Regions from separate parts of the Mus musculus genome. Here region 2 is linked to region 1. The links are chromatin loops, found by intact Hi-C in ENCODE. Cell type or tissue: gastrocnemius. All regions are shown on one strand. Links, peaks and the distances in the headings refer to the core of each region. The heading gives the core; the rest is flanking DNA.

Region 1 (6,043 bases), core at 354-5,353:
TCAGATGGGAACTAATGCAGGAGAGTGCCAGAGAGCAAGGCCTTGTTTAAGATCTACATTCCTACATTCAGCTCACGAGTCTCTCTCTTACTAGTTACATGCCCTTGAAAAAAAATTTCCCAACCTTTGTGCCTTACTTACCACATCTAGCAAACAGGAGCCTGATGGGATACAGATCATAGGGTTGATAGAAGGATCAAGCGAGTTAATTTAGGCAAAGTCTCCAAATAGAGTCTGGCTCTTCCAAAGCAGGCTTTTTGTGTTCAATCGTACAGCTTCTAACGGACTGGGCTGCCCAGCCTTGTGATTAAATAGCAGGCTCTGGGGAAACCCTGTGTGATACACTCTCTGTATTAGTTAATTTTGGAGTCACTGTGACCAGATTACCTCAACTGAAACAATTGAACGCAGGGAAGATTTATTTTGGCCTTTGGCTTAGTGAGTTCTGGTCTGGCTGAGCAGGAAGGGCAGCTCTGACCATGGCTGAGGAGGAACTTCTTACCGAGAAGTGGCAAGGATGCTCTGAAGCCAGGGTCTGCTCTGCAACCTTTAAAAGTCTGTCCCCCAGGACCCAATTCTACCACCTCCTAAACATTTTGCTGCCCTCAAAATAGAACCACTAGCTGAGACCCTTGTTAAGACACATGGCACTTGGACCATAACCCTCTCCCGCTCTGTGATATCTCCGTGCCTCAGTTTCTTCACCTATAGAGGTGATCGTTATGGTGCATGCGCAGAGGGTTACAGGCTGAAATAATGCTGTTTATGTGGAACTGAACAGAGGAAGTTTCTAGTAACGGTGGGACCTCACTATCCCCTGGCTGGAAGGAGCAACAGGACACCGATTTGTTTAAAGAGACACAGACGGTGGAATATTTTCTTTTTTTCTTTCAGGCCTCAGGGCACTTCTTCCTAAATCTTAGAAAATAAGACTGAATTCTTGACCTTTCCCTTGAAGAAAACATCTCTGTCCCATTTAGTGTTTGTCTTCACATCCTTGGTTATGTCCCCGCACCCCAGGGCCACACTTGCCATAGTGAAACAGGAGGCACAAGGCGATATAGGGACAACCGGAGCACGTCCATCAGTTTGGATACCAGCTTAAAGGTGGGTTGTGGGCCTTACACTCTAGCTTGCTTTGGCATTTTGTAGGGGCCATGTAGAAAGCAGACCTGTAAAAGGAGGCAAGCAGCCAGGCTTGGGGCCTCCTTTCCTCCCTTCCCCTCGCCCTCATTGCCTCCTCTAACTGACGCTGCAAACTGAACTTGGTGAAGAACAGGCGTCTAGTTTCTCATTGTGACCGAGTTTTGCTACTGCCCAAGGACAAAGGCTAGATTGACACAAGAAGAATGTCCCAGGGGGTGGGCCTCTTTTTGTTTCCTTTTCCAAAACTGTTTCTCTCCTGGAGGGGAAGGAATGATAATTAGAGCACTTGTTCTACAAATCCCCTATGTAAATATGTTCTTAGGAGCGGAGATCCAGCGCATTAGACTAGAAACTTCTCGTATTACCCTTAACTCTCCTATCTGGCAGAGATAACAAGAGAAAGACAGTGGGATGTGAATGGGGATAGAGAAGCAAGAGAGGAGTGGAAGCCATTTTGGCCTCTGGACTCTGTTCGGATGTCCTTGCTGGGTGGGACTCCTGTCGCACCTCAGTTTCTCATTTGTAGAATGGAGATATTAATAGTGATGAATGTCTTCTCACTGCCTCACTGTGGGGACATAGCTAGACTGTGGAGGGCTGTGTGACTACGGGCTGCCCAAGGCAACCCCTGGAGATCATTCATCTCTATGTTATTTATTTATTATTTATTTATTTATAGCCCAGCACAGGATCTGGCTGAATATCTGGTACATCCTAAATGTTTGCTGGATGACTAAGTTATTAGTTACCAATAGCTTTAATGAAGCATAATTCCCCACATATGATACTGTGGCTATCAACTTCTCTCTTTTCTGTGGTGCTGGGTCTATAACCCAGGACTTTGTGCCTTCTAGGCAAGTTCTCAATGATCTTCCCAAACTACCATAACTACCCAGGACTCCTGGGCACATGACTGCCTTCTCAACACCTAGGAGGAGGGGAAGAATAGACAACTAGCTGGAGGTGAGTTTGGGTTACATAGTGAGTTCCAGGCCAAACCGGCTGCGTATCAAGGTCCTGTCTCAAAGAGTAACAAATACATAAATCAAGTATGACACACAATACTTTCCCTCATTCCAGTTAGCCCCTGTTTATTGCTACACACTTTCAAATTTCTCTTCTCAAGGAGGAATGGAGAGCTTCGGTCTGAGGCAAAGGTCACAACAGCCACACTCCAGGCGTGGAGTGTAAGGAATGTGAAGGAACCACTGTGAAGAGGCCTGCACTGGAGCTGATACAGCAAGCCACAGAACTTTTAGAGGACTGGGATCTGAGACAATTAAGCAAAGGGGAGTAGGAAATTCTTGAAGAAATTTCAACCAGGCAGGAGGTTGGCCTGGGATGAGAACAGGGAGGGATGGCGGTGATGGGACCAAGCCGGTGAGAGAGGATCTGGAACTAGTGTGGGCCTTGCTGAATTGAAAGCCTTCAGGACGTCAGAAACAAGCTGGGAACACGGGTACAAGAGGACAAACTCTATAGCCACCAACTAGAATAGGAGCTAAGGGAAGCACTGTGCTCAGGCAGGAAATTAAATATCAAGGAACTGCTCGTTAAAAGTTCAAAGCACCTGCCCACACTTCAACTGGTGCCCTTCCCAGTCTCCGGCAAAACCGATAACTCAGCCCACTGAACCTGGGTGCAGGTCTCATCCCAGCATTCAAACTGGTCAAGGACTGTAATCAACACACCAAGTACCAGCTCTGATCCACAAGCTTAGGGGGGAAAGGCCGCGGACTAGAAATCCACACCACGTGTTTCACTGTGGGGCACTGGGCACCCTTAGGGTAACAACTTGGGACCCGCTTTGCTGAGGCTCAACTCTCCAAACGCTGACACCTTGCTGCCCGGTTAGTAGAGAACAGAACTCGTTCACAAGCACCCTAGCGTCCTTGGGAAAAGAAGAGAACGGCCATTGTCGGTGGCAGGAGCAGGACGAGGAGTTGGAAGGGGCAGAGGATTGTTTTATTTGTTTCCTGGAACACCCTGTTAAGAATCTCAACAACTGCAGTCAATGCCCGATCCTTTGGCAAGCAACACTGCTTCTCCCGGTTCCCAGCTGCACGGGATCTAATTCGCAAACACACCATCTTGCATTCAACACTTAAATGGAAAACAAGCAGCCCGGGAGAGAAGCAAGCGGTCTAACTGCACGCACGTTTCAAAGGGATTTGTGCTTCCAAGGCCCTCTACCGGCCCGGTGCGATCCACGAACCGGGTTTCTGGCTGTAGCCTCTTGCCTGTAGAGCTCAGAGGCAATTATTAGCCCGAGAAGACGCGATCGGGTCGGGCCTTAGGCTTTGGCAACATGGGTACATCACTAAGATCTGGAAAAGCTCAGGTTTTTAAAGGAAGGTAACTACTTTTTTTTCCCACTGGAAACCTGGTTTAAAAAAAAAATTAAGGCTTCTCTTCAAGGTAGCTAAGATTAGAGGGCTCGGTTTCCGTTTTTTGTGTTTCTATGGGCCGAACGCCCAGGCAGGGTCAGCGAGTTTCTGTGTGTGGAATGACGAATTCCTCTCGCCTGAGTTCTAAAATGATAACTTAGCTCGCTGCTGCAGCTGCGAACGCCTGGCGCCAAGCGGCCCCGCGCGGGGGTGGCGGGAGGAGCGGTGCAGGCCGAGGCCAGGGGGAACTTCGCGAGTGGCCCCTTTAAGAGCTTCACTGACTCAGCTAAGCTTCCCCCTCAGGTCGCGTTTTTTATGAATGAAAAACGTCCTTACATTCATTATATAAACAAGCCGGTGCTGATTGGTCAATGGCGCCCAGCGCATAAATTATGTAAAACAGACCTCTGAGGGCGTTGAGGGAGGCCGACCGTTAGCCAATGGGCGCCGCAGATGATGGGGCGGCCCAGCTGGATTTGCCTGAAGACAGGGTAAACAAGAGGTGATGGGCAGCCGCGGGGATGGCCGCCGACCAATGGGGACGTGTGTGCTCTGGGCTGCGGGCCAATGGCGGCGGGCGGAGCCGGCGGGGGCCGGGCCAGTGCTGCAGCGGGTTGCAGGGCGGCGCAGAGTCCGGAGGCCGGCGCGCAGAGCGGTCTTCATCCCCGATCGCTGCGGCCCAGCCCGCCACGGAGGCGCGCAGGCGGGCGCGCGGAGTGGCCGCTCAGGTGCGGACTGGTTCTGGGTCCTCAGTTGGGCGTGCTTGGGGTGACTCCCGGAGCTAGCCGCCCCCTCCCCCCGAGGCCCGGTTCGGTTCGGTTCCTGGGAGGCTTCGGGCGGGGGCGGCTAGCGGTTCCGGAGCGAGCGGAGAACGGGTTTCCGCACGCCGCGGAGGAGGCACCCGGGGTGCTGGAGCGGGTGCAGGGAGCGGGGTGCCCGGCTCAGGCTACAGAAGCGGGGTGCAAGAACGGGGTGCGGGGCGCGAAGTTGTGGGCCCCCGAGGGCCCTGGGAGGCTCGCGAGAAGAAACGCTCCGCGACTCTTAATATGGGGGGTGGGGGGAGGCGAGCAGCAGTTTCAGGGGTTCTGCTTCAGAACCCCGAGAGTTAAATGACACCGACATGTGCAGCCTGAGGGTGCAGGATCTGCCCGAACTTCTGCAGGCCTGGCAAGTTGGAGACTGGGCAGCGGGCCCGCAGCCCCCCACTCCCTCCTCTTAGGGCTGAGGGTATTGGGGCCGCCTGAGCCACGGCCTGGGGGAAGAGAGAACCGGTTCCGAGGCTGCCGAGAGTGTGCTGGAACCTCGTGAATGATTCGGGGTCTCCCCCGCAAAGGGGGTACTGATTAAGTAGGGGGTGATGAGGGGAGGCGGCATGTGTGATCAGGAGCAAATGAGGCTGCTGGTATCGGCCAGCGCTGCACCTCGTTTTCTGAATGTGGGTGACTTTATGAATGAAGCAGGTTTCTTTCTTGGGCTCTGAGCTCTGAGGCTTTTTTTTTTTTCTCCCTTTTTTTTTTTTTTTTTTGTGAATGAAGCATTGAGCTTTCTTCCTAAAACGCTGGGGTGAGGGGCCTGCGTCGGAGGCTAAGCGTGCGTTGGGAGTGGGGGCGGGGGCGCAGCTGAAGGAGTTTTCATGAATGGGAAGGCTGGGAATTGGGTGGAAGTGTGTCTTGTTTTGTGAATGGGGCCGGGCGCGAGGGATCCAGTTACAGCCTCTACCTGCGGTGGCGGCCGCGGCTCCATCTCCCATTCATAAAACCAGGCTCGCTGCGCGCCACGGGGAGGGGCCTCGATCCGGTCGCTGCGCCCAGTTAAAGTTTTCCTGGGGGCACCCTGGATTTGGGGGCTGGGGGGGGGGAGCGACTACGACGACACAAAGGAAGTGGTTTAAACTCCAGGATGAACCGAAGCCTTCCCTGCAGGCTTTTAAAAGATACTTTGAACACGACGTTTCCAGCTCTTGAACTCGAAGGGCTGCTTAGAAGATCCTTGCTGCTGCTTTTGGAATCTCTTAGGGAAGTTTCTTTTTACCGATTTTTTTCAAAGGATATTTTTTTGCGCATCATGAGCTTCTAAAAATATTTTATCCTCTGGTTTTCCTACACGTTGTTCTCTTAACCCACAACAGACATTTAAGAATTTCTGAGGCCACAACTTAGTCAAAATTTTTAAAAATACAGCACAGAATTCTTTCTTCTCCACAGTCTACTAAAGATTCTCAGATTTGGGTCCTGGTTGGTGACATTCAAGAGAGGCCTCATTCTGAACGATGTTTGCACTGTGTGGAAGGAAGGCAAGCTGGCAGAAGTGTTTTTCTAGGAAGTTGCGAACTCTCTTTCCTTTGACTTTGAAAATATCTGATTACTTGGGCCAAGTGCTGGCTGTGAAGGGTTTTCTTGTATCCTGCTCACTTATGAAAATTTGATATGGTGCTCACAGCGTGAAAAACAAGTCAGATGGAAATGGTTACTGTGAAAAGTGTTCCCTAGTTTGTGTACAACTTAAAAGAA
Region 2 (6,043 bases), core at 301-5,300, 140 kb after region 1:
CCTGGAGAGGAGGGGTAGAGAACCCTCAGATGGTGTGATAATTCTCCCCCCCCACCCCATCCCCCAACCTAGCTGCTCTGTAAAGGGAAATATGTTGCAAGGACTGGGGGATTGGGAAACAGGACACCTTGCAGCCTCAATGGCTGAGGCTCTTCACATGCCTTGAAAGGCTCTCTGGTTATCTGAGATAAACTGACTGAAGCTTATGATTTGGGGGTTTAGATGGTGGGTAAGTGTTGCTGCTTGTATTATGAATGCTAATTGTGTTCCCCCCAAAATTGTTTGTACGAGAATGTCTGCACGGAGCTTCTGTGAACCTGCCCCCAGTTTGTTCTGATTGATAAATAAAGATGTCAACAGCCAATGGCTGGGCAGGGCAGACAGCGGCTGGATTTTAGGATTCCTGGGTTTGGGGATGGGAGGAAAGAGATGATCTGCCCCACTGGAAAGCACCATACCTAAGAAGAGTGCAGGATTGAGAGTCATGGCCTCCATGTGAAGGAGCCGGGAGAGCGTGGCCGCGGCCCAGAGAGCTGCTCAGCTGGGTCCAGGGCAGCGAAGACGGAACACAGAGTTAGTAAGTAATAACTTGGGATTATTGGTGAGAGGTAGAGATCAACATCATGGAAGACAGGCAGTGGCCCAGCTATTGTGCTGGTTAAAGCATATTAAAATGTAAAGTGTGTGTGTGTGTGTGTGTGTGTGTGTCTTTTACTTATGAATGATAAACCTTGAATTATTTCAACAGGTATGCTTGATGTCACAGTTGGGCTTCATTTGAAAGAAATGAAACATATTGGCCAATTCCTCTGCTCCAGGGAATCCCAGCCTCTCATCAGCTTCTGGGATGATCTTTTAAGAATAAGGAAGAAAGCAATAAATGTTACAGTTTGCACTTAAAATAACTTTGAATATCCATTTTAATAATGATGCAGGTTCATATCCTTTAACTTCAAAATCTGAAAAACTCTTCACGTAACTATCACACAGTTTGTCAGGAATCTGATGAGCTAACTGGGTGGTAAATTCTGATCCAGGCTATGTGAAACTATAGGTAGCCTTTAAGTGTGGCATTCCATGGAAATAGGCAGGTACTTCTTTGCAGAGATGTTGATGCATTTGGTCACAGGTTCCAGCCGCAGCCCTAGTTGGTGATGTTACACCCATGTGCCAGCTGACAGACACTCAAGGCTCAACCGTCTGAGGTCCAGGCATCTGGATAAGGTAGATCTGAGCATCTTCAGAGTGCTTCATCTCCCTTTCTCCTGAGATCCCCCAGCAGGCCTCTGGGATAGTCTACCTTGCTGGCTCCACACGGACATTGGTTCCCATCACGCTGACTCTTTACTCAGGGGCTATTCTATCCATTTCCTCCTCTTTGTGATTAGTTATGGTTTGTTTTCTCTCTTCCATCCTTCTATTCTCTGCCAGGCACAAACACTGGCGCACATCCCATGCTTACTGACACCTGCCTGACACTAACTAGATGCATACCTGCCTCGACTAAAGAGACGGGCATCCTCTCTAATAGCTGACTCAGTACAACCTGCCGTCCCTCAGAGGTGAACTGTGACCTTACTGTACACACACACACACACACACACACTCCACCAGTGTGGGTCATGCAGGAGTCCGCTCTCTCCTACCAGTACAGGGAGCTGACTACAGGGACTCAAGCTCCGGCCACCATGGCTGGCATCAATTGTCTTCCCTCAAAGCCACCTCGCTGGGCCTCCACGTATTTTTAAAACAATGAGTGAGAAGTAACGGTGCATGGGAAGCCAGGACTGTGGCTTGGTCTGAGAAGCCTAGCTTGAGTGTCCCTGACAATGAACTTCCTCCAAATTCAAAACAGATTTAAAAAAAAAGTGATAGTCGTATGCTCTTTTCCTCCAACACAGGCTCTCTCTGCAAAGCTCTGGCTGTCCTGTAACTCACTCTGTAGGTCAGGCTAGCCTCAAACTCAGAGATCCACCTGCCTCTGCTGGGATTAAAGAAATGTACCACCACCCCCAGGCCATCACAAGCCATTTTTAGTAATAAAAACTCCATTCCAGCTCTTGAAGAAGAATCTCTGTGAGTTGGAGTCTGGTCTGGGCAACATAGCAAGTTCTAATCCAGCTTGTCTCAAAGGGAAAACAAAAAAAAAAAGGAAAAAGAAAAGAAAGTTCAAGAGCAACATACATGCCCATCAACAGAATTATAAAACTTTATTATATTAATATATTTGAAGAACTTTAGCAAAATAGGAGTGTTCATAACATTGAATGAAATGGCCCATTGAGTGTTGCTTTAATATATAAATATTATATATAAATATATAAAAATAATACATATTACATATAGTAGAAAATAATTGGAAGAAACTAGCAGGCCTTCTTATTTCAAGAGATGAAATTAGGTGGTTTTTATCTTCTTTTTAATAATGGCCTCAGTTACTGTTATAAGTGTTTGAAAAGATAAGGGCTGGAGATTAAGAATGTATGCTGCTCTCGCAGAAAACCTGAGTTTAGTTTTCTGCCTTCCTAGAGCCCCTGCATGTATGTGCGCATACAAACACATGCCACACACAGACACACAAATTTTAAAAACTGTATTTTAAAATTAGAAAAAATGTTTAAAACTTTGAGTTTGGAAACAGAATAACTTATGTAGGAAGCATGGGGGGAGGTGACTTAAAGGCTGTCTCTAAGTCACATTGTCATCTTGTAACTATGACAACTAGCAAATCTCATAAATGGTGATCTATTACAGGTTTTTAAAGATTTTTGAAATCTGTTCTCTTGAAACTCATTTTCTGAAAGAGCCGTGCTTTCTCAGCAGTTAAACAGACAGTTCTACCTGAACAACGAATGAGGGTTTGGTGGACTTTGCTTAGCCTGAACCATCTGTCCCATAGACTCCCTCTGAGCGGACAGAGAGGTTGGCCAGGTTGGAGACCAGAGTGTACCAAACTGGGCGGGCTAGAGCACCACCTGGTGGCCACAATCAACACATTGCCTAAGCATTTTGCTACCTGAGGGCAAATCCGGGCTTGTCTTCCAGATAGATACACAGAACTTCTTGCCTGTAATGACCTGGAACTTCAGGTGCCATAAAAGCTTTAACTGCAGTAGAGAATAAATCAATGTTCCAAGAACTTCCAGGGAACAGGTATCTGTCTAAAATTCTAGGAAGTTCCTGAACCATCCAAAACCAGTCCTGTAAGAATGAATACACCAGGGAGGCAGAGGCAGGAGGATTTCTGAGTTCGAGGACAGCCTGGTCTACAGAGTGAGTTCCAGGACAGCCAGGGCTATACAGAGAAACCCTGTCTCGAACCCCCAGGGTCCCCCCCCAAAAAAAAGAGCCGGAGTCAAGACACTTTCTTTTGGGGTTGGATGTTGGGACACAATCTCATTCTACTCAGGTTACAACTCACAAAAACCCCTCCTTGTCCCCAACATCCTGTGTGCTGCAATTACAGGTGTGTGAGCCACGGTGCTGGTGTGGTAATTGTCAATTTGACTCAATCTAGAATCACCTAGGAAGTGCATATTAATAACAGAGATCTTGAGTAGCTTGGTCTGAGGGCATGCCTGTGAGGTATTTATTATCGTAATTGGATCAACTGAAGTAGAGGCTCACGCTGAATGAAGGTAGGCAGCCACTTTCTGGGCTGGGACCTGGACTGAATGAGAAGGAAAAAGGCAGCTGGGCCCTAGCACGCATGCATTAATTGGTTGCTCTCTACTCCAGCAATGTTGGACTATATCCTGGAGCTGTGAGCTAAATGAGCCCTTTCCCCTTAAGTTGCTTCTGTTGGGGCATTTTTTTTTTTTTTAAATCACAGCAGCATGAAACAAAACTAAGACACCCTGCATAGATCAACTGTCTCTTCAAGGACTATACATAACTACTTGAGACTTTTGTGAGCCGTAATATTGCAACTATTCAACTCAGTTGTATGACCAGATCTGTCCCCATCCTCACCAGCACCTACGTGGGGAAATGACACCAGTTCTTCCTATTGCCTGTAAAGAGCTGTCCTTGCCACACACCAGATGCCACCTATAAGACATAGGGCACTGTTGGTCAGGAGTCTTTACAAATCCATTCTTTCTTAAAAAGACTTATTATTGATGTATATGTATGTGTTTGTGCATGCATTTGAGGGTGCCCAAGGAGGGCAGAAGGGAGTCGGGTCCCCTGGAGCTTGAGTGGTTGTGAGCCTCCCAGAGTTGATGTGGGGAACTGCACTCCAGCTCTCAAAAGAAGAGCAAGACTCTCAACCACTGAGCCAACCCTCCACCCCAAAACCCGTTTCTTGTGCGAAGCCTCCTCTTGGCACTTACAGGGAAAAAAGTCTGGATGGCACAGTTAAGGACTGGATTTTGTGTTCCAATGTCCCTCCTCCCTTCCCTTGTACTCCAAGTTGTTCCAAGGTAACACTGGGCACAGAGTACTTGGTGTGTCCCTACTGTGTGCTGAGCATTAAGGTAGACTCTAAATATATCCTGTCCCATTATTACAAGGGCACTCTGAAGTGGGCACCAGAGCACCCGTCAATCTACAATCCAGGAAGCTGAGGCTGAGAGACTAACGCACCTTTTATTCCCTGCCCCTACCTGAACCTGCGTCCCCAAATCAGCTGTTAAGAGCTGGTGAAGGGGCTGGAACAGTGTAGGTGAAAAAGTTTACCTTGCTTGATCTTTGGATTCTAAATTCCTCCCACACAAAAGCGATTTGTTTTACTTAACAAGCGAATTAACATTAAGCCAGGGAAATAAAGCAATAGGGAAGGTAAAGATGTGTCAGAGTGGCACCTTCTCCATTTGTTTGACAGTGTGAGCTCCTCCTCCCCAGAAGCCACTGGTAAAGCTAATGACGTAATAGATCAATGGGATGTTAACCTAGGTAGCCTCCTGTGATCCCACTGAATCACCAAAAACTCATCGTTGGAGCCAGGCATGAGGGTGCCTGCCCGGACACTGGAATCTGAGGCAGGGTGTTTATTTCATGCTTGAGGACAGCCTGGGCTACTTAAAGAACCCATGAGATGGCTCAACAAGTAAAGGCCAGGAAGCCTAAACCTGAGTGTGTCCTGTGAGACATGTATAGTAGAAGGTGAGAACTAACACACACACATAGGATGTGGCTTGTGCATGTACATGAGTGTGTGTATGTGTGTATGTGTGTGTGTGCACGCGCACATGTGCGTGCACCACTAGATAGGTTAAAAAAAAAGAAGAAGGAAAAGAAAAAGAAAGAAAAAATCTGTCTCAAACAACAAAAGAACTCACCTTAGTGTTCCGTATGTCCTTCCCCGAAATCCTGGACAAAACATCAGAGTACTGCTGTATTGTTAGAGTCTCTGCACTGAGGCCCACAGCTCTGCCTATATACTCCTCTGGAGAAGCAAAAATGCTAGAAAAGACTGATGTTAGAGATGACTCTCCAATGTCAGCTACCGAGACCCATTCATTGGTACATCCCCCATGGACAGTGCTGGTCTTACAAAGCCAATCAAAGTAGTGTCAGCAAAGCATCAGCAGGTCCTCCGCCCCACGCGAGTGACTTCATCAAATCTAAAGGAGCCGTGTGAAAAGCAGCTGTGGGGGCAAGAGGTTTCTGAGGAAGTATCCCTCCAAAGGCATGGAGCTCACAGAAGGAACTGTGGTTGTTGGCTCTCACAGGGTTGGTACAAAAGGCTGTGGTTGACTAGTAAATGTCAGCTCTCCCTGTAGTAGAGACCAGGCTCAGGCACACCCAGTGCTGCAGCCTGAATATTTGGGAACCCTGGACGGGAGTGGTCATTAACTCTTTACCCAGGGTAACTCTAACCCACAGATTGCAGGCTCTATGTAGTCTGTGCTGGAGCAGGCTGAGGACCTGTCTCCTGGGAGATTTTGGTTCCTGGAGACTAACTCTGATGATGGGATCCTGTCCCTGTCAGCTTACAGCACATTCCACTGGGCTCCTCCCAGGGACCTAGCAACAGTTTATGCCGCTGCCAGGTGTGGGCAGTGTATGAAAGGACTGCTCACCAGCCCAGCTCACATTC

The links. Peaks named below come from ENCODE experiments on the same cell type or tissue, not always from the same donor. Only the 100,000 strongest peaks of a DNase experiment are listed, where the experiment ranks them.
Region 2: a loop joins it to region 1, with 2.2 times the contacts of the local background. A loop is called at or near these places in 8 of 42 quality-filtered maps.

The regions. Positions count from the first base shown.
Region 1 is chr16:22,437,735-22,443,777 of GRCm38, reverse strand. Etv5 (ets variant 5) reads left to right here and starts at 4,208. Exons shown (of 13, transcript NM_023794.2): 1 at 4,208-4,261. In gastrocnemius, for the core only: a CTCF peak has its summit at 3,323; DNase peaks (open chromatin) are centred at 3,340, 4,048, 4,695, 5,217 and 1 more place; H3K4me3 peaks cover 2,636 bases; H3K27ac peaks cover 2,442 bases.
Region 2 is chr16:22,299,727-22,305,769 of GRCm38, reverse strand. No RefSeq gene overlaps it. Among named protein-coding and RNA genes, the nearest start is that of Tra2b, 37 kb to the right of the region's middle. In gastrocnemius, for the core only: a CTCF peak has its summit at 2,977 (motif pointing left); a DNase peak (open chromatin) is centred at 2,959.